Regions from separate parts of the Homo sapiens genome. Here region 1 is linked to region 2. Evidence: chromatin loops called from intact Hi-C (ENCODE). Cell type or tissue: gastrocnemius medialis. All regions are shown on one strand. Each heading gives the region's core, and the rest is flanking DNA. Links, peaks and the distances in the headings are about the cores only.

What was found. A loop is a pair of places that touch in the nucleus more often than their neighbours do. Peaks named below come from ENCODE experiments on the same cell type or tissue, not always from the same donor. Only the 100,000 strongest peaks of a DNase experiment are listed, where the experiment ranks them.
Region 1: a loop joins it to region 2, with 4 times the contacts of the local background. A loop is called at or near these places in 4 of 110 quality-filtered maps.

What each region holds. Positions count from the first base shown.
Region 1 is chr18:48,442,707-48,453,079 of GRCh38, forward strand. No RefSeq gene overlaps it. Among named protein-coding and RNA genes, the nearest start is that of ZBTB7C, 39 kb to the left of the region's middle. RefSeq lists an enhancer at 2,832-3,126. In gastrocnemius medialis, for the core only: CTCF peaks have their summits at 2,946 (motif pointing right) and 4,090 (motif pointing left); DNase peaks (open chromatin) are centred at 2,965 and 4,085; H3K27ac peaks cover 306 bases.
Region 2 is chr18:48,290,220-48,300,592 of GRCh38, forward strand. All of the region lies in intron 2 of ZBTB7C (zinc finger and BTB domain containing 7C), which reads right to left. Among named protein-coding and RNA genes, the nearest start is that of ZBTB7C-AS2, 43 kb to the left of the region's middle. RefSeq lists enhancers at 3,323-4,106, 4,359-4,653, 5,673-6,454. In gastrocnemius medialis, for the core only: a CTCF peak has its summit at 5,522; DNase peaks (open chromatin) are centred at 3,982 and 4,352; H3K27ac peaks cover 2,030 bases.

The DNA of each region.
Region 1 (10,373 bases), core at 775-8,774, 150 kb after region 2:
GATTTTAGAAACCCCAACCCTTCTGGGTTTTCTCTTTGTTTTCTCACTGTTTGCCAAATGATGGTGTCACACACACAGCCCCAGGGGCAGGATCAAAGAAGGCAGTCACTTGGGACTTGGGGGAAAGCAGTCTTGTTTTCCATGAGAAACAACCAGGGGGAGAAAAAAATCAATGTCTGAAATAACTGTTGAGAAAGAAGTGTGGCTTTCTCTTGGAGTCATAGAAAGTGGTTCTGATGTCAGCCTCACACGTAAGAGAATGGATCCAGGGTGAATCCCTAGTAGCTGGCTGAGGCTGACTCAACCCACAGGGAGCTGCCCAGCACATCAAGTATGTGGATTCTCCAGCAGCTACTCCTGCCAGAAACTTCTACCTGTGCCTATTATGCCCATGGCCCCATGATCTCCTGGAACAGCAACCCGAGGGGCCTACCTACCATGTTTCAGCCTCACAGCCAGCCAATTTCACCTCCCTGGCACTACCCATAGTAAATGCCATGAAGGAGACTCAGACTCAGGGGACCACAAATCTGCCCCATCTTGAGCAAATGATTTCCATTCTCTGGCTCTTGGTGTTAGTATCTTTGTAAAACAAAAAAATCAGACTAGCTGATCTGTGAGGGACCCTCTACCTCCAAAACTGCATTGTCTAGACTGGCAGGGAGTGTGTGGGTTTGGTTCTTATTTGGTTGGTTATCTTGTGTATGTCTTGGCCCATGCATGGCCACTTTGGCCCAGGGTGGAGAGCATCATTATCTACACCAAGTACTCTGTAACTAGAGAGTGACTATGTTGCTCCCCTCCAGGGAGGCCAGGGGTGGGCCTAAGGCATCCCAAAAGATGTGTGAAATGTCTTTGAAGTCAATAATTTCCCTTAGAAATTCATGTATATTTTGCATTCTTTTCTATATTATTACTGAGTTGCTTAATATAGGAATTTTTGTCCCCAAATCTTAGGATAAAGTGACCCTCCAGGAGGATGCTTCTTGCTAAAAGAAGCTTGTTTGAGCTTCCTGTAATGAACTGCTACATACTCCTGAAACGGGTTTAAGAAGCACTAATCTGGCCAGGCATGGTGGCTCATGCCTGTAATCCCAGCACTTCGGGAGGCCGAGGCAGGCAGATCATGAAGTCAGGAGATTGAGACCATCCTGGCTAACATGATGAAACCCTATCTCTACTAAAAACACAAAAAAATTAGCCAGGCGTGGTGGTGGGCACCTGTAGTCCCAGCTACTTGGGATGCTGAGGCAGGAGAATGGCATGAACCCAGGAGGTGGAGGTTGCAGTGAGCCAAGGTCACGCCACTGCACTCCAGCCTGGGTGACAGAGCAAGACTCCGTCTCAAAACAAAAACAAAAACAAAAACAAAAACAAAAAAACAAAAAAGAAGCACTAATAAGCACTAATCTGTGGGTGTTTGCAGGAACACCCAGGGCTGAAAATTCATCTTTTGATCCATCCAGGAATCCCTTCTCAGATATTCATCCTTTTCTGTTAAAATGCAAATTCCCTTGGGAAGGGGCTAAAAGTTAGAAAAAAACTGAGACAAATACAAAATTCTTTACTTGTGTCTGAGAGTCAATTACAGCAGGACAGTCCGTGGCTCTTTGGATCAGCAGTGGCTGGTGGCTGAGGATTTTGGTAAACTTCAGTTGAGTCAACACTGTGATTTGACTGTGTCCTTCAGAGCAAGAAGGACTTAGTCTCAGCACTAAGCAGGCCTCCTGGAGAACTGCATTCAGAGCTGGAACCATATGTCAGAGGGATTTGGACTAAACAGCAATGATCTGGACAGAGATCACGGACGTATGTCACATGGGGAATGAATGGAGAGATCAGGATGGGAGTGGGCTGGGAGATGCTCCCAATAGTCATCATGGGAATGGGTTTTTGATTTGTGTAGCTCCAAAGGGCAGAACCTAGACTAGCACTCCTGCATTTTAGGAGTGCAGATTTTAGCTCAGCAGAGGGAAGCCCAGCACCTTGTGAAATGGGGATGGGCTGCCTCTGTAGAAAGAGGGTGCCCTGGTCCTGGGAGAGTCCTCCTATCAGTGGGGTGCTGGAGGGTCACTGGGTTATGGGATCCTTTAAAAGGGTGAGGTGCACATGGAAACACAGCTTCTAGATCCCCTTCAGGGAAGGGCTCGCTATCCAGCTGTGGGGAGTGTGGTCCGCAGAAAGCCTCCAGGGTCAGCTCTTCAGGGTTGGCCTCCCCTGCAGGGAGCCTCCTCTCCTGGGGCACTTGCATCTGGTGACTGAGAGAGGTCTGGACAAGCACAGAAGCCTGGACATCTAGGCAAGAGCTAGGCTGGCTAAGGCTTTGTTTGGTCTGCCTCCCTGTTTGATGTCTTCTTCTGTACCCCAAACTCCATCCCAGTGTGTACTTGGGAAAAACTCTACCTGAGACAAAAGCATACAACATGGGATGGGTCATCCTGAGATTCTAGGGATCCTACTATTATTCGTCACTTACACCTGATTGTGAATAAATTCACTGAAATCTTTGCAGGGAACAAGTTTATACAGGTGTAGCTTAAGGAAACGAAAGGGAAAAGAGTCACAAGACAAGTAGGTTAAGAGATAAGGGACTGAAGTTTATGCTTTAAATGTGTGGATTATATCTCAATAAAATGTTCTTTTTTTAATGTTTAAAGAGAGAGAGAGAGAGAATGAAGCTGATCTAAGATGTCCAGACCCTCCCAGGCTGTGCTAGGGTACAGGTACTCTAGCACTGCAGCTGGGTATCAAGAACTGGAAGGACTTGTGCAGGACCCTTGGCTTCTCAGCAAGGCTGTCCCCACGAAGCAGATTTCACATACCCATAGCACACCCAAGGCATGGCTAGCATCCCTTGGGGGCTCTGCTGGCCCCACCATCACCACAGTGAAGCAAGGAGGAGCTCTCCTGCCAGCCACATCCCAAGGCTGCTATTGTGTCCTCCTCCAGCAGGGGTCAGCAGACTGTTTCTGTAAAGGGCCAGAGAGCAAACATTCAGTGTAGGTGGGGCAATATGGTCTCTGTTGCAACTGCTTAACCCTGCTGCTGTAGCACAAAAGCAGACATAGATAGTAAGTAAATGAATGTGCATAGCTGTGTTCCAATAAAACTTTACTTACAAAAACAGGCAACGGACCAGATTTGGCTTAGGTATATAGTTTGCTGACCGCCGTCCTAAAATCATGGACCTGCCTAGTTGGAAATAATCCCAGGCCACAGAACAGGAAGGTTTTCTCTACTTGGAATCCACAAAAGCATCATGTTTCTTGTCTTCCAGGCTTTGCTGGAGAAATGGAACCAAATGTTCTATATATGTTTGACATACATTAAAGTTCAACTGGGAACAGAGATTCACAGGATATGGTTCCTGCTCTTCAGGTCCCCATGTAAATAAGGAGGTAATTCTCATTCAGTGTGATAAACACATGGGAGATGTGGGTACATATGTGTATGTTTGGGCTAAAACCACCACTAGCCAATGTCGCCAGGGTTTGGATAATTAACTTTGGGGGCCTGGGTCAGTTGACCCTCATGGTGGTTAATAAAGTAGTATCTGTAGTCACTTCTAGCTGTGGTCTTTACACATCTACAGAGGACTTGCCTTTTTCTTTTTTCTTTTTAAATTATTTTTTCAAAATTAAAAAAAAAAAAAAACTTTAAATAGAGACAGGATCTCCCTATGTTGCCCAGGCTGGTCTTGAACTCCTGGGCTCAAGGGATCCTCCTGCCTCAGCCTCCCAAAGTGCTAGCATTACAGGCGTGAGCCACCATGCCCAGTCACCTTTTTCAAATTAATCTTGGAAACAAAAACATAATCCCAGTTTGACACTGAGACAGAGCCCACAGGTATTGTTTTGGTGCATAGGCCACAGAACCGGAGAGTTGTCACAGCCATTGCATGGGAAGGCCACGGGCTGGGTGTGGCTCCAGATCCACGTTCTCGCGTCCTGGGCCTGCTCAGTGTGTTTCGGCTCCTGTGTATGCTTTTCTCTCTGCAGTGCCACGACATCCGACCCCGGCCTTCTCAGAGGACGCTAACCCGCCTGCCCGCCCGAGACTGCCAGCCCTGTCTGTGGGTGCCCTCTGGTGGCCTGTCGGCTGGAGAGCCTCGGCGCCTGTTAAGGCAATCAGTCAGGGAGAAGGAGGAAGCGTGAGACTGAGTTGCAGACATTTCCACCAGCTCCTCCTTTGCCAACACAAACCCAAGCCTCCCCCTAGGGATTTTGGAGTGCATTCAGAGCTTGGGGAAAGAATCATTTTCATTCCTAATTCGATACCCTTCATTTTTTCAACCGGGATGGTTCACATGATCAAACCGCACAAGAGGCCGCCGCTCTGTGTTCTGCTTATGGCCGAGAGGGCACGGCGGCTCCCCAGGGCACTCAAGATCTGAGGGATCTGGGGGCGCAACAAGTTAAGAAGCAGCTTTGAATATCTTCCTGGGGAGGCAATTCTTGCGTCTAATTTTCCGCTGCGCTTCTTGTTCCTTCGATGTCTACTGCAGTGGGGGTCTCAGTGGGAATGGACTAAGGATGCAGGAAAAGTATGGGGGTCTGAGTACAGGCAGGTACAGAGCTGACTCGGCTCCGCAAACACCGTAGAAACTAGTCCCGGTTCTCCCACCCATCTATTCACATGGCTGGAGGACTTAGCAAGGCCCTGGAGCACACTGGTTGACTCCACGGACTCCTGATCCAGGCTGCCTGGGTTCCAATCCCGGCTCTACCACTTTCTAGCCATGTAACCTCAGACAAGTTCCTTAACCCCTTTGTGCCTTGGGGTCCTTGTCTGTAAAATGAGAGTCATAATATTGCCTACCTCCAGGGTTGTTTTGAAAGATAAGTGGGTTGGTATCTGAGAAAATGCCCAGTAAATGTCTCCTGTTGTTATTCAGGAGAAAGCTCATAGTAACGAGGATAGGAATCTGAAGACCTCAGTTTCCATCCCAGAGCCACCTTATCCAGTTATGTGTGTTCCGGGAAGGGTGACCTCACTTCTCTGTGCTTAGAGCCTTCTATTCCAAGATAAGGATGAGGACTAACTCCTTCCTCTAAACTCCTCCATGGCTCTCCATTGACCTCATGATGAAGGCCCAGCTCCCTCATCTGGCCTCTAACACTCTTCATGCTCCAGCCCCTGCCCTTCTCTCAAGTCTCATTTCATGCAGCACCCAAGGTGATGATGGCTGATGAGTGATATTGTAAAGCACCCATCAGATCATGTCTCTCCTCTGCTCAGAGCCTTCCAATGGCTTCCCATGCCACTGAGAGTAAAATCCAAGGTGTTCTGCACAGGTTGCCAGGTCCTACAGCCTGACCTCAGCTCCCACCACTCCCACCCCCCACGCCACACCACCCACCCCCACACACACACCTCTGTGGCTGCTCCCAGCTCCCTCTTCCAGGATGCCAGCCCTCTCTTGCCTTGGGGCCTGATATGGTTTGGCTCTGTGTCCCCATCCAAACCTCACCTCGAACTGTAATCCCCACATGTCAGGGGAGGGGCCTGGTGAGAGGTGATTGGATTATAGAGGCCGACTTCCCCCTTGCCAATCTGGTGATAGTGAGGGAGTTCTCAGAAGAAGTGGTTGTTTGAAAGTGTGGCACTTCCCTCTTCGCTCTCTCTCCTGCTTTGCCATCGTAAGACATACTTGCTTCCCCTCCTCCTTCCACCATGACTGTAAGTTTCCTGAGGCCTCCCAGTCATGCTTCCTGTACAGCCTGTAGAACTATGTGTCAATTAAACCTTTTCCTAAACTACCTAGTCTCAGGTGGTTCTTTACAGCAGTGTGAGAACGGACTAATATAGGGCCTTTGCCTTTGCTGTTCCCTTGGCCGGGAGCACTTCCCTCAGAGCTGCCTGGTCAGCCTTGCCTCCTTCAGGCTTCTGCCCAAGGGTCTCATAATGAGAGGGGCCTTCCCTGACTTCCCCGCAGGTGACAGAACACTGCCCCATCGCTCTCTATCCCCTGGTCTGCTTTATGTTTCTCAGTGGCCTTGCCATCACTAACCCGTACGTGCAGATTTGACTTGGCTAACTGTCTGCCTCCCCGACGTGCGGTGTGAACAGGTGTTTTGTTTTGCTCCCTGCTGTGTCTCCAGCTCCTAGAACTCTGTTGGTCATGAAATAGGTGCTCAAAATCAGTGTGGATCTGTGAAGGATGCTGGCTTGCCTAACAGAGGAAATAGCTTTGGCAAGGAACATCCAGGAAAGACGTCTCTTAACCTAAAAACTGGAGGCACCATCTAAAAGACCTCCAGTAAGGGAGACAGCACTCCAGGCTCCCTACACCACCACTGCCCACCTTTCTACCTCCAGGCACCTGGGAATTGGCCCCAGGCAGGATGAAGTCACAACAGGCTGGGTGGCCAGCCTGAGTTCTCTCCCGCTGCAGGCAGGAGCACCTCTTTTCACTTTTTATTTCTACACCACATTACTTGAACACTTGGTGGCTTCCAAAATGAAGCCATATGGTTTGATGGCAGCTCTCTGGAGGGAAATGCCGCCCTTTAATTGTCCTCAGGACTATTCTGAAAATAGAGTCCTTTTTATTCAAAGCTTAATTCCGTTAATGTTCCCAATATAAATGAATAATAGAAAGCGTAAGCGAATTCTCTCCTGACAGTGTTCCTCTGCTCTATTTAAAGATCCTTCTGGGGCAGAGCCTGGACTCTGCTTTTACCAAACCCACTTAAAAATCCCTCCCCCCAAGAAACTGCACTGATTTTCCTTGGGTACAGTGTGTCCTGGAGAGGGACATAAAAGGGTGTTGAGGAACATCTGCTCGTGGACCCAACCTCCCAGGCTGTGCACTTTGTCCACTCCCCACCACCAAGCTGATCCAAGGGGATACAGGAAGCCTCAGTCCCCAGAGGCTTCAAGAGGGTTATGATGCTGAGGGGCACAGGGGACACAGGCAACAGAGCAGAATGGAGCACAATGATGTAGTCGCAGCATGAACAACTGAGTTAACTTGATGAGACTGCTGGGAGTGCCTTTTCAGTTCCAGACATGGGTAGATTACAGTCATTCAGGAAGCTTGAATGCTCAACTCAGTGCCTACTTCTTCCAGGAAGCCTTCTGCGCAGCTGGAGAGGATCTCCCCTTCGCAGTTCCTATTGCACTAATCGCACCCCTGGGTGGTACTGAGCTGTGGCCACCTTTGAGTGTATATTTGGGCACAGATGGAATCACTCCCTCGGGGACACCTGCTCTGGCCAGGGTGTGGAAGCTTTTCTGTGTGCTCTATCACCCCCTGCACTCCATCCCTCCATGATGCCACGATGGTCACAACCAGTGGGGCTAGCTGCAACATGTTTGTGTCCCTCACCAGGTCTAACGCACCGGGAGGGGAGGACCCCTGTTGGTCTGGGTCGTTGCCATATGCCCTGTGTCTAGCACAATGCCTAGACCACGGTGGGCCCTCAATCAATCTGTGGAGAATAAAGGAGTCTCCCCTACTAGAATGCAATATCCTAGATGTACACAGCCGTGTTCCACACTCCTTTGTCCTTTTACCAATACCTATCAGTTTTAGCATTCTCTAACTACTTGCTGGCTAAAGGAATGAATGGGAGGAAGGTGTCACAGCAAAGATGGTATTTGAGTTGGGTTCTCAAAATTGAACCAATTCAGAAAGTCTCAGAAGGAGTGACTGATTAACATCCCACTAGCCCTTTACTGTGCTCTAGCACCCTGGTGGAGTTCTCATGGTTAATCCTCTCATTGTTAATTACAGGAAAGGCCACCCAGGGGCATAACAGAGAGGGTATGCTTGCCGCCTGGCTTCTGGGTCTGCCCCAGCCATATACCTATGCAGGGACCACCTTTGCATCCTCAGATCCCAGTACAGTGGCAGACTCCTCATAAATATATGTTGGATAGAAATGAATACCTCACATCCACTAGTTAGTATTCCGTAGCCCGCAAGACTGGGACATCCAAGACCCTAAGTGTAGAGGAAATGTATGCAGAAGGGGCCCTAAGCAAAAATGGCCGCATCTGCTCAGCTAGATTCTGCAGCCTAAGATTCTGCATAAGTGAAAGGATTCTAAGTCTCAGACAGCCACCAAGCCCTGTCAAGTTCATTCTGAAGGCCTGTCACACCCAAGATGTATAGTGAGAGTCACCTCCATGCAGCAGAGCTGGGAGGATTCCAGCACAGCCCCTCATGGCTGACACATGACTCATGTGAGGATGGATGGGTAGAGTGGCATCTGGGAAGGAGGCAGGGTCTTCAGGAAAGGAGGCGCCTAATTCAGAGCATGGGCTGGGCTGTGTGGAGGCCCCACAAGGCTCATCTATCTTGGTGGGCAGTGGGTTCCCAGAGTTGTAAAATTTCATTTCTCCTGGAGCTTCTGATCCATAGGTAGTTTGAACTGGTGAAACAGGAAAAGTTCCCTTGTTCCCCTCTCAGGGAGTGCGATGGAGGTGTGGCTCGCTTCTTCAGTGCCCCACTGCTCACACCTCTAGGGGTAGCATGCAGACAGGAAGGCTGTGGGGCTCCAACCTCATGGCAGCATCTAGGAGTAAATGTTTGCTGCTGAAGCCCAGTGGGCATGTGTTACAGGGTGCTCTTTCAGTTTAGCCATCTGTAGGCAGCTTGTGTTAATCCGCTCAATTAGACCCCCTGCCTTATCTCAAGGACAGAGGACTTTCTGCATCCTGGGGCTTCTTGCCTTGGTGTATCGGAAGAATCAGATCACATGTGGGCTTGGAGAATGAGTGCAAGGTTTTATTGAGTGGCAGTAGCTCTCAGCAGATGGGGGAGCCAGAAGGGAGATGGGGTGGGCAGGTGGTTTTCCCCTGGAGTCAGGCCGCTTGGCGGCCAGGCTCTCTTCCAACTACCCTTGGGCTAACTGTGCCTTGTTCCGCTGGTCGTTGGCCTGCTGGTGTCTGCTGGTGCTTGTCAGTGTGTTCTTCCACTCCTCTCGAAGTCCAGCTGCTTGTGTCTCTACCGGCTAGGGTCTCTGGGATTTTTTTTTTTTTTTTTTTTTTTGAGACGGAGTCTCGCTCTGTTGCCCAGGCTGGAGTGCAGTGGCGCGATCTTGGCTCACTGCAAGCTCCGCCTCCCAGGTTCACGCCATTCTCCTGCCTCAGCCTCCCAAAATAGCTGAGACTACAGGCGCCCGCCACCACGCCTGGCTAATTTTTTTTGTATATTTAGTAGAGACAGGGTTTCACTATGTTACAGGATGGTCTCGATCTCCTGACCTCGTGATCCACCTGCCTCGGCCTCCCAAAGTGCTAGGATTACAGGTGTGAGCCACCGCACCCAGCCAGGTCTCTGGGTTTTATAGGCACAGGATGGGGGCATGGCGGGCCAGGGTGGTCTTGGGAAATACAACATTTGGGCATGAAAACAGAAATGCCTGTCCTCACCTAGGTCCGTTGGCACAGGCCTGGGGGTGGAGCCCTTGCCAGGGACCATGTCCTTCCCTTCCCAGCATTTCCCTGGCCCCGTCCTGTATCACTGGGAATATTCCAAATGCAGGGCCGCAACAGCAGAGAGAAGCATAACAGTACCCCTTCATCCTGTCTATACCTCTCCTACCCCTTTCTTCTGGCCACACCCCTCCCCCCAACAAAATGAGAAAAGAGACACAGAACAGGAAAGTCAAGGCAGCAGCTCAGATGTCCGTCTTCAGTCTGCACTCTACAGGAATGTGCCTTTAGGTTCACTAGATGATATAGGTGCTGCTGGCAAGAGACCCCTCTAGGAACTGGCTGCCAAGCTCATCCAGCCCAGACAGCAGCTGTGAGCTGGTCTGGGGCAGAGCTGGGGGAGCCATTTACCTCCCATGCCTCGTACGTAATAGGGGGTCCCTGGGTAGGATCTGGGGCAGGTGATCAGGCAGGGATACCTTCATCCCAGCCCTGTAGCTTTTGTCCCTGCCACCCCTTCCTCTTCCAGGAGTGCTCTGGTGCCTGCCAAGATAGGCTGCAAAGCCCCACACTGCCAGCCTGGGGACAAGACACTCCTAGCTCTCAGCACAGGCAAGCTCTCCCCACCCCAAGGTCCCTGTCTCTGGTGGATGCTCCAGGCTGTCTCTGTGCCTCTGTCTTTACCTAGTTTAAGCCTCAGTTCCTTTGGGCGTACAATGAGAACAATAATAACAACCTTCATTTTCTATTTGGGACTGTTAGCATAATCCAGGGAGACCTTGGGTGTGAGGTCCAGGAGGACCCATCAGGGGCTCCAGGTTAATTATTGTTATTACCTCTGCTTGACTGACAAAGAAAGGGGAAGAAGAGAGGTCACATGCTCAGACAGGCCTGCTGTGATCAGGCTGAGGACTGGCTGGACTCTGTTCATTCTATTTCAGCAGGTCTGTAAGCAGGAATGCAGGAAGCAGTATCAGGCCCACAGCCCA
Region 2 (10,373 bases), core at 1,163-9,162:
TCCAGGCCATGCCTGTAGCTTCTGGCTGGGGCTGTTAGGTCCAGCCAGGACTCCAAGGTCCAAAAGCCAAAGTGCCCCAGCCTCAGTCCCACCTCCTTCTCAGTCCCAGTCCCAGCCGTACTAGAAGGGCTCCCTTTCAGGGCCGCCAAAGCTACTGAGGGGTAGCAGGACTCTGTGCGGGGAGAGGGTGGGCAATGGCTTCTGTAAGGTGAAGAGGTTTGCAGCCTTCCAGTCAGGTAGCTGCAGTGCCAGGGGCAGGCGTGCCCTGCTCTTTGATTCGCTTGCTGCAGGGTAGACCCTAATTATCCTGGGGAGCTAAGCAGAACTGCTCCCCTGTGGTGTTTTTGAGGGTCATTAAGAGTGTGGGGGTTGGGGACAGACTGTGCTTCCTTCCCTGGGCAGACAACAGGATCTATTGTTGGAGTTGGACCATTAGTCAGCTCTGTGCCGCAGGCGCCCGTCCCCTGGGCCTGCATCCTCTTCCTGGCAAGGCCTCGCCATCTCACTTTGGGAAGATTTGGCTGCCCAGACACCCTCCCACTATGCTTAGGTGGCTGTAGCCAGGACAGCCCGCGGAAAGCCACCCCTCCTGCCACCTCCCTAGTCCAAGAGTGCCCTCCTCCTCTTCCACATAGGTGTTATGTGCTGCGGAGACAGTGAACGAAAGTCAAAATTCCTGGCCCCAAGCCAATATATGAAGTAGTAATCTCTTGCTAGGATTTGTGGAAAGAACATTCTCTAGGCTCTATAAAATGAGAGGCTCCTCAAGTCATATTTAAAAGTTTGGAAAGTGAAAAGAGTTGGGTGCCTGGTATCATCACCCTAGCCCCAACTCCATCTTAGGTACCACAGAACCTTCTGCTTTGGGGACATCATCCTTCAAATGCACTGGCATCTTGGTAAGAATGCACCACCACTATAAGTAGAGGGCTGGCTGAAGAGCATCTCACTTGTGAGCAGCTTCTCAGCAGCCTTTAGCCATGAAGCAGCCAAACATTTATGGCAATGGGCTTCCCATCCCAGGCCTCTCATCTTGAGTTTGTGGTTCCACAAACTCAGGGAGGGTGGTGGTGAGGGGGGATGTTTGAGAACTACCTCTGGGGATATAAAAGGAATGACAGCCGAATCTTCCTCTACCTAGCTGGCCTGGATTCAACAAAGCAGCAACAAAAACTATTCCATAAAGGTGTTTCCTCCCTTGGGGGATTAAAATCCAAGGGAAACTCCAAGGTGGTAAGGTGGCAACAGCAAAGGAGCAAAGCAGCAAAGGAGAAACCTACCTGAGAGCCACGCTCTTGAAACCCACAGGGAGCCCAGGCCTGCGTATCCACCGGGACAGGCAGCCCAGGACTCGGTTGTTATGAAAACCATCTTAGTGTTGATGTGGCACTGCGAATTTGGAAAGTGCTTTAAAATCATTCATATTCCTAGACCTGTAATTAATCAAAAGATTGCACCAATCTATAGCCACAGCCATTATGGTCACTGCAGTCATTTTCCAGTGCTCTTGACCAAAGAGTGCTGTCACCATGGTGATGGTGGCAGGGGTTGGGTGGGAAGTGAACACAGCAGTTAGGGGGATTGGCCAAGCTTTCTGGAGTTTGGAGGCAGGGCTAACTCATAACATGTAGAACACCAGATCTCTGCTAGGAGAGACTCCAATAGGGGACTCAGCCTCTTAAAAATTGCTACCATTAGCCGGGCGTGGTGGCTCACACCTGTAATCTCAGCACTTTGGGAGGCTGAGGCAGGCAGATCACCTGAGGTCAGGAGTTTGAGGCCAGCCTGGCCAACATGGTGAAACCCCGTCTTTACTATAAATACAAATATTAGCTGGGCGTGGTGGTGGGTGCCTGTAATTCCTGCTACTTGGGAGGCTGAGGCAGGAGAATCACTTGAACCTGGGAGGCGGAGGTTGCAGTGAGCTGAGATGGCGCCACTGCACTCCAGCCTGGGTGACAGAGGGAGACTCCATCTCAAAAAAAAAAAATTGCTACGATCTGTTAAGTACTTACATCTTGGCACTGTACATACATTATCAAGAATGTCCATAATTCCTCGTTAAAGCAAGTGCTATCATTCCATTCCATTCTACAGTGGGCACAACTGAGGAACCAAGAAGTTAAGCCACTTCCCCAAAGTCCTACCACTACTAAGGATAGAGTGAGGTTCGAGCTTAGGCCTGTGTGACTCCAGAGCTTTTCACTATGACTCATGGCCTCTCTGACCTCCAAGGTGTCCAGACCCACTAAAGCACTGGACCACTAACTCCCTCCTCCTGCGCCTGTCCCTGGAGAGGCCAGAAGCAGCAGCTGGCAAGAGAGAAGGACAGGGGCAAGCAGAGAGAAGAGATGCTGTCTATGCCTCATGCTCGTCTGCTGCAGGTAGCCAACCTGGGCAGGGACCTGGGGTGGAGAAGGAGGCAGAAACTGAAAACTGGATGAAAGACTGAGGATCAAGCTTTAAACTGGGCTAGACTTTCAATACCTAAAAACAAAGCCATTCCTCAATACCTGGGTATGACAAGAAAAGCTAGATTTGATTCAGGAGCTGGAAAGGAGTCCATGGAGTGGTATGGAAAACAGCAAGGTGAGAAAAAGAAAGCTCCTTCATGCTCTCACCCATTGAGCCCAGCTCCCAGCATAAAGCATTGAAATCTACTACTATTACTGCTGCTGCTATTCATTGAGCCCTCACTCGGTGGCAAGCACTGTGGTGACACCCCCACCCCTGCCATGGTCAGCTTTGCTTATCTCTCACTCCCTTAGAATATCAGCTCCTTGAGACAGGAACTGTGTCTCACTCAGCATTACAGCTTCTGCATTGGCACAATGTCCGGCCCACCAGAAATACTCAACAAACATTTGATAAACAAGTGCTCTAAACCACTGTCTTAGTCCGTGTGGGCTGCCATAACAAAAATACCATAGACTGGGTGGCTTCAAAACTAGAAATGTATTGCTCCCAGTTCTGAAGGCTGGGAAGCCCAGGATCAAGCTGCTGGCTGATTTCCGTTACTGCTCATGTCCTCACTTGGCCTTCCTCACTGCATGCACACAAAGAGATGTCTCCAGTCTGTTCCTCTTTTTACAAGAACATTCATGAGCACCCTACCCTAATGACCTCATCTGACTCTATTCACCTCTCAAATGCTCCATCCCCAAATATCATCACATTAGGAATTAGGGTTTCAACATAGGAATTTTGAGGGGACATAAACGTTTAAACATTCAGGCCACGGCACCCATAAATCATCGTCTGGCACTTAGTATTGTTTGCAGCATCTCCCACCCAATTCCCTTCTCTTTTTGACACAATTTAAATCTGGGGGAGATACTAATAAACTTCAAAATGGCTCCCCAAATAGGCGCGATGGTAATTAGAATAAAAGCAGTCCAAAGACTGAACAGACCAAGTATAAATCATCAAAGAAGAAGAGTGTAGAACTGGACCAAAAATGGGGGTAAGAGAATCCTCTCCCCTCATCCCTATGAGGCACAGGCTTAAACTCTAGTAGTCTCAGTCACTTCGGTCCAGAACATTAGCACACTTTTCAACCTTTAAGAAAAAAAAATATAAATAAAGACAGGGTCTTGCTATATTGGCCAGGCTGGTCTCAAATTCCTGGCCTCAAGCAATCCTCCAGCCTAAGCCTCTCAAAGTGCTGGTATTACCAGCATGAGCCACGATGCCCAGCCTTTCAACCTTTTGTTTAAACTTCACCTAGAACAATGAAATGAACAAGCTGGAGATCAGGCCCGCTGTGGCCGTGTTTCTTGGGTGAGGTGCTGGAGCTTGGGCCTGGGCCTGCTATGGCCACCGTGGGAGTCATTAGCACGAATGCGGTGTTTACCTCCCTGGGGAAGGGCAAGCAAGCTGCTGGCGTGGTTCAGCATGCACCTTCCCCTGGGAGCCCGGAGAGCACATTAGCAGAGGCTTGGAGAGGGGACTAGGCAATCAGCAGGTGCGTGTGCACATGCCAGCCTGGAATTTGAAATTAATCACCTGCGGAAGGCACAATGGGCAGATGGGAGGGAGTTGTGGGAAAGGCGTTGAACCAGCAGCCGAAGCAGCTACTAAATTTAGCCTGGTCCCCAAAGCAGGGCTTAATTAAATTAATCCTGCACACCCCCACCCCCACTCCCAGGCCCCGTTCCTAGGTGAGTTTTTTTCTGTTTCTAGCTTGGCTCCCATTATAACACAAGCCTCCAAATGTTGATCCCCTTGACAGGTGCCCCAGGCCAGCTCCTCTGGTGCCAGTGCTGGGAAGGAAGTGCAATTCCCAGCTGTCCCTGCCGCTCCTACAATGCTGGGTGCAGCCCAGAGCGAGGCCATTTGTGAGGATTTGCCAGGCTCTCTAGCAGCTGAGATGGACCTGGCGCTCAGCTGCCCTCCACCCACACGGTAAGGTCCCCACATCAGGGCATGCCTGCTGTTGACCTGCCCCCCACCCCTCCCTTCCTGGTCACTGCTTGTCCCCACACAGAGGGCTTCACCCCTCCCCCAACACCAGCAGGACAGTTATTCCAGCTGATCTCATGCAGCCCCAGGGCTGTGGCAGGGAAGGCTATCTTGGCTCCATGAGTCAGCTAAGTGAGTTATTAGTTCCCAAAATTTTAATCTGTACCTTCCCTGAATCTGCTGCCCTGCCACTTGGCCTCCTCTTTTTCATTTATACAACTTCAGCAACTGAATAGGAATTAGGAACCGTGAGCTCTGATTTCTGCCTACTGCAAGCTGGCTGCAGTACACTGGAGAGAATATTTCCCTGCTTGGGGCATCCTGCTTCTGCTTGAAAAATAGGAGGTGAGAGGGCACACACCAGGCCTGGGCATGAAAGTCAGTGCCACTCAGGAAGCTTTCTGACTGCACTTGCCTGTCTCTTTCCCCTCCACAGGGGAGAAGCCCAGGCCTCAATTTCTGTACACATCAGCATTGCCTGCAAGTAACGTCTTGTTAAACACAGAGCACCCAGCCATGCCCCGGAGTCTTCGGTAGGTCCAGGGTGGGCCTGGGAATATGCATTCTGATGAGTCCCCAGGTAAAGCTGCTGTGGCCCAGGGGCCACATTTCAGAACTGAGGCTCCAGATATCTCTAACACCATTCCGTGGGGCTTGCACAGATGATGTTTCTAGCTTACTCAGCATGATTTTGTGGAGGTGGAGGTAGCAGTCCCTGGTGGCCTCTTCGTGGGGTGCTCCTTCCAGAATGTTTCCTCTGCGTCATGTGAGGAAGGCGGGATCCAGTGGCGTTGGGCGCTAGAAGCCTCTCCCTTCCCCGGCAGACCCAGAACGCCTGGCCTTCTAGGACCCAAGCCCAAGAGGACTCAGGCTAAGATTGTTTTTAGCTGAGGAAGTCAGGCACAATTGACCCACCCGCTGCCACACACAAGCAACTCTTGGTGGTCAAATTCAATTCAACAAAACTTTACAAAGCTCATTTTACTGGCCTGGCTCACTTTGGGGCTGAAATGGTTTCAGAGGCCTAGAGCAGCCTGGAATTCACAAGGAGCTGAAACTCTAGGTGGCAGGCCTGAGCCAACGCAGCTGAAAGAGCCCCTCACTGTCCGCATTGGCTTCTCCTCCTCCCTCAGCCCAGCAGCAGCAGGAGGGGGGCAGTCGCAGGCGAGTGGGGAAGAGATAGGGGTCAGGTGGGGGACCCATCCCAAAGACACAAAGACATATCTTCCAAGTATCTGAACAATCCTAGGACGGAGTTTTGCATTGGCCCAATTAGAGACTGGCTAGGATCCCGGGCTCGGTCATCTCCATAGCATAAATCCCTCCCTTCCACTGGTACCTCACAGTCAGTGTCCAACAGGGGAGCTACCTCCAAGCCAGAGAGTTCCCTCCTGGGGCTGCACCTCCCCCTGAAGATGGCCCGTGGCCTGGGCCTCACCAACCACCTGCCATGCCCATGCGCCTTGGTCTCAGCACCTGCCCAACCTCTCACCACCCCCCACCACCTGCTCAGGCCCCCTGGATGGCTGCCAGGCAGGCCTGGGCTGCTCCCCATGCAGGATGGGGAGGGGGCATCCCATGGAACCCTGTGCCAGGCAGGGTGGCAGCCTCCTCCTCTAGGCTCCCTTTCTGTGCCCTCAGAAATCTGCTCTCAGAAAGGGCTCCTCACTCGGGAGCCTCTAGTGGTCCCCGCTAACCCTCACCACCAAGCCTAAGGCTGAGTCCTAGCATTTCAAGAGGCTCTTCTCTCCTCATCTCCTTTTTTATTTTCCTTTAAGATGTCTCCTTTTGTTTTCCTCTCCCATCTCTATTTGTCTTTTCTGAAGTCTTGGAAACTAATTACATTATTTTTAAAAATTAGGTAATACAGGCACACGATGGAGCATCCCAAAAACCTTCAAGGCCACATAGTGAAAAGAAGCTCCTCTCCCACAGCACGTTCCCGAGTCTCGGGTGCTCTCCCAATGCCGTGTCCTATGACACACATGTCCTATGAGTCTGTCTAGAGCAGGGGTCCCCAGTCCCCGGGGCCACAGTCTGGTAGTGGCGGGTGGCCTGTTAGGTACCAGGCCACACAGCAGGAGGTGAGCGGCGGGTGGAGCCAGCATTACTGCCTGAGTTCCACCTCCTTTCAGATCAGCAGAGCCATGAGAGTCTCACAGGAGCGCGAACTCTATTGTGAACCATGCATGTGAGCAGATGGCTTGAGTCCAGGAGTTCAAGACCAGCGTGGGCAACATGGCCAAACCCCGTCTCTACTAAAAGCACAAAAATTAGCCGGGTATGGTGACACACACCTGTAGTCCCAGCTGAGAATCTAACTAATGCCTGTTGATCTGAGGTGGAACAGTTTCCCCCACCCCACCCCGTCTGTGGAAAATTTGTCTTCCACGAAACCAGTCCCTGGTGCCAAAAAGGTTAGGGGCTGCTGGTCTAGAGACACGCAGCACATATGCCCGCATGTTCTAGAGTGCTCTCTCTCCTACACAAAGAGTGGCTTACTACCCAAGATGCCCTGGACCTTGGATTTATTTTTTATTTTACATTGTTGTTTAATTACAAAATATTTCAAAAGTATTGACATATGGTGACTTACATAACAAACATCCTTTAACCCCACCCAGCATCGTCATATCTTAGTAGTATGCTGTGTTTGCCTTTGGATTTTGTTTGTATAGACTCTTATAGACACGGTAGAAGTCCCTGAGGGCCCGTTTCTGGTCCCACTCCCCACTGCCCTTCCCTGGAGAGAGGCTCTGTCATGCATCGGCTGTTCATTGCCTCTGACTTTTCTACTTGTCCCTCTCTCTCCCCCATTCTACTTCCACCCAAAGGGAAGCAGTGCTGGGTGGGATGTGCTGCCATGTTCGTCTGGAACATGGCAGCAATCACAGCCATTTCCCTGTTACCCTAACAAATTAGGTGCTATTAGAGCAGGGCTTGGCAGCGCTGCAGTGCCGGGCAACTGCAGAACGTCTTAAACCTCACAGACTCCCAAATGGCATTGTCCCCTTCAGTCAGAAGTGCCATACATCACGGTTAAAAATCAATGCCTGCTAATGTCCCTGCAGGAAGGCAGAAACATGAACTTCATGAAGTCTCCTTCTGTTTACACGCTCATTAAGAGGATAAAATGTTACTTGGGTTGGGTCAGGCTTTTTGCTGCCTCTGAGGTGGTCCTGTATGAAAATGTGTGCCTTCATTTGGGTATGGCCTGTGTCACACATTATATGCCTATGGTAGTTATGAAATGCAAACTCCACCTCTTGTCTGTGCAGTCACTGAGTGTCCTAATATCAAAGTAAAACTGTGAGTTGAGGCCGGGCGCAGTGGCTCACGCCTGTAATCCCAGCATTTTGGGAGGCTGAGGCAGGTGGATCACAAGGTCAGGAGTTTGAGACCAGCCTGGCCAGCATGGTGAAACCCCATCGCTACTAAAAATACAAAAAATTAGCCAGACATGGTGACACATGCTTGTAGTCCCAGCTACTCGGAAGGCTGCGGCAGGAGAATTACTTGAACCCTGCAAGTGGAGGTTGCAGTGAGCCAAGATCGAGCCACTGCACTCTAGCCTGGGCAATGGAGCGAGACTCTGTCTCAAAAAAAAAAAAAAAAAAGTGTGAGTTGATGGCTGCCTTACTTGTCCTCCTGGGGACAGACCTGCCCCCTGTCCTTCCCTTTGAGGGCACAGGCCTTTTCTGATCAGGGAAGATGACAGTGGGCACTCATGGAGTGGGCTGGGCTCTGGAGGCCATCTAGTGCTATACCTGGCTGTTTAAGGCTGCCCCATCTTGACGCCCACCTCCACATAGGGACACATCCAGCCATGCTTCTTGGCACTCTACCCAGCTGCTCTGTCCCCACAGTTTCCCCTCCCTGTTGATGGCCCAGACCAATGCCACATCCTTACCACTCATGCACTTTGGTGATAGTCCCAGCCCCACATTCAACATTTCCAACCAAGGCAACTGAGACAGGAGCCCAGGGGCCAGTGGCTCAGGGTGCCCAGCAGGCTGACCCACCGGAGCCCTCTGGGGTATAGTCTCCCTCAGCAGGGTAGGCCAGTGTCTGGCCCTGCTCTGGCCCCTTTCTCTGCTTGTAACCTAGTTCGCAGTCTCCTCTGGGCTCTGCAGATCCATCCTGGAGCACTTGGGTTCTCATCAGAAGCTATCTATGGAATGAAGAACAGCAGAGCACAGCAGTGATCCAGGGCATGTGTGCATCACATCTTTCTTTGTCACCTGTCCAGGGAGTTCAGAATTAGGCAGTGGTCAGCTGCACAGAAGCCTTCCAGGCCCTCCTACGTAGCCTCACCATATTCTCCTCTAAGGCACAGACACAAGCGCCCAGTCCTGTCCTACCTCAAAGAGGCACCCACAGAGGTCCCAACCCTGATGGGGTGGAAGCTAGGGGCCCAGGGCAGCATCAGGAGCAGAAAATAGTGAAATGGGAGGGCATCACTTGGTAACAGGAATCAGAGGGAGAGGCCTGGAGGAGAGGGAAAGGTACTCTTGGGTCTGGGAGCTATGACTCTTTCCACACATTTAATGCTCAACACTCATGCAGGGAAAAAAACTTATCCCCATAATTACTGGGCAAGAGGGCCATGCTGTCCTCACACCCATGACATCCTTGCAGCTCCCTCTCCTGCCTCCAGAACCATCATGACATTCTGTGGATTCTTCATACTTTAGAAGGCATCTGTTTCTCCATTTGATCACAACATCCACCGAAGGGAGAACAGAAAAGGTATATTCTTAGCCTCTTCTTGCATAAACATGAGGAAAATGAGGGGAAGTAACAAAGGAAGTGAAGAGAGAAACTGAACTTTGCAGTTGGATCTTCTCATAACTCAACCTGGTTCTTGCCCCCACCTCACCTGGGCCAAGGCATGGGAGACACAGGGAGTCGTGGATGGGAGATGAGAGTGGCAAAGGATGCAGACTGGACAAAAACCAGTTCCCAGAGGCCAGTCCAGCTGTGGGTGAGTAGGAAACAGCCAGGGGAAAGGGAGGATGAAGAGGCTGAAGGAGGATGGGAATATGCCAGGCAGAGCGCAGCATGTGCAAAGGCCCTGTGGGGAGAGAGAGTTCACGGAAGTGAAGTGAAAATGGCTCATGAGTAGATGTGACATCTATTTTCCTGCAAGTTAATATCATCTGACATTGGATACAATTTTTTATGCCACATTTATCCCCAAAATGGATTTGTGGTTGCTTATGAAAAACAGATAGTATAAGCTAAGGGAATCCTCAAAGACCACTTACAGGGCAAAAGCAGAGCTCCCCAAATGACAAATGGCATAGGAATCCCCTGGGGCCTTGTTAGTATGCACACTTTAGTTGGGAGGTCTGGGGTGAAGCCTAAGATTCTGCATTTCTGCTGTTACTGCATTGAGAACCACACTTCAAGTAGCAAAGCTTGTGGCAGGGCCCAGGAGCGGAGGTTCTAACTTCATTCTGTATCAGTGTCATGAAGATGCCTGAGCCCCACCCAGGTCCAACTGAATCAGACTCCCTCGGGGTGGGGTGCAAGCATCAGTATATTTTAAAAGCTCCTTAAGTGATCTGAAGGTGAAGCCAGAGGTAGGAACACTTGGCTAGGTTTTTCATGAGTTCCAGGGTATATCAATCATCTCCCCCAGGCAGATGAGTTGTGAATGTGGTCTCCCTTGTGAAACAGAGCTTTACTAGCAGGGAGTTTGTAGCCTCTGGAATAGGAAAACAGAAGTTTCTGTCCAAAGTGGAAACCATATGCTGGTGGAGCTGGGCATCCGATTCCACCCTCATTTTGCAGCTGAGGAAACAAGTCCTGAGTCCACACAGCTGGTGAAGTCCCTTGGCCCCAGCCAGGTCGTTTTTTTACTCTTGCTACAGATACCAAGCAGGGAGGCTCCCTAGAAGAGGAAGAGC